2 separate regions of the Homo sapiens genome follow, and region 2 is linked to region 1. Evidence: chromatin contacts called from ENCODE Hi-C data. All regions are on one chromosome and are shown on one strand. Each heading gives the region's core, a stretch centred on a gene start or an enhancer-like site at or near the end of the contact. The rest is flanking DNA. Distances are from core to core; before and after follow the strand shown.

What was found. A loop is a pair of places that touch in the nucleus more often than their neighbours do. Pooled maps may share reads with other maps.
Region 2: a map of gastrocnemius medialis shows a loop between it and region 1 (10-fold over the local background). The contact joins two enhancer-like sites. A Hi-C loop is called at or near these places in 3 of 168 maps with a recorded cell type or tissue (aorta, ascending aorta and gastrocnemius medialis) and 3 of 50 pooled maps.

Annotation. Positions count from the first base shown.
Region 1 is chr9:79,685,181-79,687,959 of GRCh38, forward strand. All of the region lies in intron 8 of TLE4 (TLE family member 4, transcriptional corepressor), which reads left to right. Among named protein-coding and RNA genes, the nearest start is that of TLE4, 110 kb to the left of the region's middle. Within about 2 kb of position 1,356, at least 8 of the 41 ENCODE cell types and tissues checked have a DNase peak (open chromatin) inside an H3K27ac peak, as active enhancers do; they include ascending aorta and gastrocnemius medialis, where a contact is called at or near this core.
Region 2 is chr9:80,060,833-80,063,545 of GRCh38, forward strand. No RefSeq gene overlaps it. Among named protein-coding and RNA genes, the nearest start is that of LINC01507, 240 kb to the left of the region's middle. Within about 2 kb of position 1,324, at least 3 of the 41 ENCODE cell types and tissues checked have a DNase peak (open chromatin) inside an H3K27ac peak, as active enhancers do; they include ascending aorta and gastrocnemius medialis, where a contact is called at or near this core.

The DNA.
Region 1 (2,779 bases), core at 106-2,605:
AAATGTCAGCTTTCCCTGGGTTCTAAACCCATATAAGAAGCATTGTTACCCTCATTCCTGCTGGGTAATTTGTATACTGCAATAGTTTGTTTGAAAACATGCCCGTTGTTCTTTAAAATATGCTTAATGCTAGATTAGAACAGATTTTTTTTTCTGTTTATGCAAGCTCATTTCTAAAGCATTTAAAATAAAGAGCTTGGGCATGTGTGGTATTTAAAAACCCCTCACATGATGTTTTTAAAACAGATCAATTTCAGCATTAAAATGTTAGGAATTCAGCCAAGGAAAATTCAGCTTGGATTGTATAGCTGTAATGATAATGTATTATAACCATCTTCTTTGAAAGTGATTGTAGTAACAGAATTGAACCTGGTGAATTATATAATTTAACAGTGTTCACCAGAATACTACTCTAGGGGGATTATTCAAGCCTTTCCTAAAGCAAAACAAAACATGGATTTTATTATCACAAGATAGTCATCACAAAATATCTAAAGATAACTCATTTGGATTGAACAGAAGGTCATATGTCTGAACATCACTTATCCCACTTAACTACTTGGCAGGATATTAGTATGTAAGAGTGCATGATTTTTGTTTTTTAGCTACTTTGTCTTGTATTAAAAATGTCTTGAGTTTGCTTATTACTTACCCAGAAGGTATTTTCACGTCAGAAGTAACTTCATAATTGAGACATTAGTGATTCACAAATTGACTCCCAAGTACAGATGGCCCTCTATATTCCTGGGTTCCACATCCTCAGCTTCAACTAACCACAGATTGAAAGTATTTGGAAAAAAAATACAATAAAAAGTTCAAATAAAAATACAGCATGTACATTATATTATAAATAATAGAGATGATTTAGTTATAAAGAGGTATAAGTAATACTATAAATAGGCATTATAAACTAGAGATGATTTAAAATATACAGGAGGATGTGTCTAGGTTATATGCAGATACTATATCATTTTATATCAGGGACTTGTGTGCCCTCTGATTTTGGTATCTGCAGGGGAGAGGGAGGAGTGTCCTGGAACCAAACGCCCATGGATACCTAAGGATGACTGTAATTTAGAAAGTTTATATATCAGTCATATTATTTAGGCATATTAATCTTTTTAAAACTTTTTTAAAAGCTTTGAACCAACAACCAGTTTCTAAACATTATCAAAACATCTGTAATGTTGGTTTCTCTTCGGGGTTGAATTGTGTCTCAAAAAGATGTAATAAAATTCTGATCCCCGGTACCTGTGACTGTGACTTTATTTAGAAATAGGGTCTTGGCAGATGTCATCGAGTTAAGATGAGGTCATCCGGGAATCAAGTTGGCCCTGCATCCAGTGACTCATGTCCTTATAAGGAGAGAGAGGTTTGACGATACAGAGGAGGCACAGAAAGGAAGGCCATGAGAAAGCAAAGAGGAAAGACTGGAGTTGTGCTGCCACAAACCGAAGAATGCCAAGGATTGCCAGCAACCACCAGAAGCTGGAAGAGGCAAAGAAGCATTCTTCCCTGGAGCCTTTGGAGGGAGCATGGTCCTGCCAATGCCTTGTTTTCAGACTTGCAGACTCCAGAACCGCAAGAAATAAATGTCTGTTGCTTTAAGCCACCTAGTTTGTGGTGGTTTGTTGTGGCAGCCCCAGGAAACTAATAATGGCTCCCAAGAGCGAAGTTTATCTGTCAGTTGTGTTTCATCATCAGTGAAGTACTTGCTGTATGATGCTAAATCCAGTGAGCATCTACGTTTAATAAGCCCCAGAACTGTACATGTTAAAAGCTTTTAAAATTTTGTCATTTGGTATCATCTGGTCAGGTGCAGACACTGCACTTAGGCTCTGGGGATACTGTGGTGAAAACCCTGAATAAATTTCTGCCCACATGCAGCTCACATTTCACTGGGAAGACACACAGTAATTATAGATTAGCAATAATGACAGTATTGCCTCAGTTTGCGTTTATGTAGCCTACATTCTTCTTCTCCCCCGAATCGTAATTGCCCTTGGATCCAGCCGTGGGTGATGCAACGAGCTCACCATGCTCCTCACTTGCTCATGGGCTTGGGTTAGTGTTGCCATGGCCACGTACAAGTTATACAGAAGCGCAATTCACATGAATCTACGATGTTCTGGTGTTTCCTGGAGTTGTAGCATCTACATCCTGTGTGGTCATATGTGGTGGCCCCATGGGTGCCAGATTTTCTTCCTTGTCTCTCCCTTCAAAAATATCTCTCAAGTGGAGACCTCAGAGCTTTTCCTTCTCTAATCTTTTCAGAAAACAAAACAAAATAAAATTTTGTAACATTCTTTTTTCCTCGTCTTTCATTTTTATAGAACTTAAGTAGTTTTTACTTCTTACATGTTTGATAGAGTTCTCAGCCTACATCAAATATATTTGAATCCAGAATTGTCAACCCTAATGAAGCAAGTCCCTTGTCATTCCTTGGCCTCTTCCTTGCCCTTCCTTGGCCTCTTCCTTGCCCTCTTTTCTTGATGTTGCCTTACTGCTCTTTGTACAGGCTGGTTTCTTTTCACAATACACAAGTGTAATTTGCTGAGCCTCCTATAAGAGGCAGTCCTTAAAATCAGAGGCCTGTCTTCAACTATCAGCCCTTTGTGACCTTGCATGAGTTACTTCGTCCCCTAGGATTCAAGTTTCCTCCTGTTCAAAGTGAAGAGGTTGAGGTAGACAAGTGCTTCTCAAACTTTTAATGAGCGTTAAAAGCACACGATTCAGTAGGTCTGGCAGTGAGACTGGGATTCTGCATTTCTAACAAGCC
Region 2 (2,713 bases), core at 74-2,573, 380 kb after region 1:
GTCTCAAATTCCTGGACTCAAGCAATCTGCCTACCTCAGCTTTGCAAAGTGTGAGGATTACAGGTGTGAGCCACTGCACCCAGCCTAGCTAACTTTATTCTAATGATCTCCCAGGAATGGGGAAATACTAGTGATCTAATATTGATCTCTAACAAAATCAATTAATGGATGTAGAGGTCATGTCCTTTGAGGTAGTATAAATCAGTTCCATGAGTTAGATATTTTGGAACAATCAAGAGTTTCAAGATGGCTCCAGAAATTGGAAGGATCAAAAACAAATAGTTAAACTGTAGCTGAAGCCAGCTGGTGCTCTTGGGCAGTGGGGATGAGCTGAGCAAGTGGTAATATATTCAGAAATATGAGTTGGGCTGGATATTGCCATGCATGATTCTCTTTTGAATCTGTACAAAATGATTCATGCTCATTTTTTATTTTTAATTTTGCCTGCAAGCTAGGTAAAATAAAAAGCAGTGAAATGTAATGTTTTGAAATAATCCCATAGTTTTCAAGTGCTCTTGAGCAATAGAAAGCAACAGGGCTCCATGTGCTTTTCTCCACAGACTTAATACTTATTGTTTATGCTGCCTAGAACAGTTTTCTTTAATTGATACTTGGCTTGATATCCTTTTAAATTATTAAAAATTGGAGGCACTCATTAAATAAGAGATTAAAAGACATGGTAGACACAGCTAATTATTAAAGGCCCAAGAAGGGACATGAAACGCATTTTATCTGAGGCTTTAGTGGATTGTTAAAGTAAATGAATGGTTTAGTGATAAACCAGTCAGAGTTAATCAATTGAGAAAAACGATAGGGAAGCTATTTGAGTCCAGATTTGAAGGGTTTATAAGTAATCATAGAGACTTACAGCTGCTCCCTACTTCTTTAATTTTAGACTCTTGAGCTGCTAATTGGTCAGGAAATTGGGTCTAAGCTCCAGAGTGGTAACTAGAGGAAGGCGGCTTAGGGGTCTTTGTGGGGAAGGTCTGCATGGCTAACCATTAGCAGATCAGAAGCTAGAGAGAATTCTTTTGTGGCACATTGTGATTTAAAGGCTGTCATCATTCTAGAGACAAAGCTCTGAGGAGGCCTATTTTCAACTTCTTCACTTCCTGAGCTTCTCAACCTCTCAACTGCTCCCTTAATTTCCAAATAATGAGCAGTGTATTATTTTTGCCTGCTTACTAAGATGGAATGTTGGTTGTTGACATAGCCACTGCTGGCCAGTGAGATTAGTAACATGATACAGAGATTTTCACCACTTAGAAGTCACTGGCTCAACATGGCTCAGATAGGTAATGACTTAAAGTTATTCTGACCTGACAGCTGTTTAGAGGCCCATTTGAAGTGAACTATTTCTCAGTTCGCTTCCAGACAGGGGACACGTTGCTGCTGTGGATTGCAAATGTCATCTCTGTTGGAATCTTACATAGCAGTAAGGCTCAGTGTTGAGTCATCATCACCAAGGCTAAAATAACATGTTCCCTAGAATTAGGAACATTTGGCTGGCTTTTGTGTAAAGGTTTTGAGCCCTGTGGAAAAATAATATTGAGTTAGTTTCTCCCCAGAGTCAGAGTCACTCTACTTACAAGCTTAATACCAGTAACTAGTTCAACACACCAGGGCACCATTTAATGCATTACCAACAATCCACCGAATCTTCAAAGAAGATACATTTAATGTCCTGTCCTTGGGCCTTCAACAATTAGCCACATCTACCATGCTTTTTAATCACTTATTTAATGAACATCTCTGATTAGAAATAAGTGTCTGCCAGCCACCTAAGGAGTGATTTAGGCACTAGAAAAGATAGGGTTCAGAGGTTTTAAATCACCAAGGACTCAGTAATTTCCAGCTTCATAAAATTCATGTTGAAAATGCACATAGTTCAAAGAAAACAGCCTAAGCAGATTGCAACAGAAAGCGTGAGAGTAGAATGGGATGGTAATTAGGGAAATGGAATATGACACATTAGTTAATAATAAAACTTTGTTTAAAAACTGCTTGCATTTAAAGTGGCTATGACAGAAGGACATACTCCAGCTACAGAGTTTCTAGTCTTTGAGTGTAGCTCTTCTAATCGTGTGCCTGCCTTTACATCAAGGAGTCTAAAACACTTTTTGCGACATAACGTCTCTTTTCACTGTTTGGTGATTGTGATTATATCCAATGCATGTCTATTGTAAGAAACATAATAACTTGTTTCTGATTTTATATTAAACTTAGTGCTGATGTTACTGCAAAGTATGCAAAGACATTCACCTGTGAGGTTAATTTCTTATGTTTAATCTTTCTAAATTATAATTAATCTTTCTAAATTATACTCTTTCAAATCTTATTATGTATTCTCTTTTATGTATTCCTGTCATACCTTCACAGCTAATCTGTACTTCCTTGGAAAGCAGTGCACATATTTTTTTTCTTGCCTTTATACACCCTCACGCTGCTTATCCACCTTCACACCCGGCACACATGTGCTGAGAATATGGTCAGTGGCTGATGAATGAATTTTTAAAGTCACTTTTGAGCTCCTTTGGACATAGGATTAAATTACTGTCATGACTATTATTGCTATTTGCCACACAGCCCTAAGTTTAAGGCAGGAGCAAGAGACTATGATTCTTCTCAACCTCCACCCATCCTATTTATGGACACAAGGCGTTGGTATAGAAAGCGTGTGCCCTGAGAGTTCTCAACCTGTCATGTTTTGGGA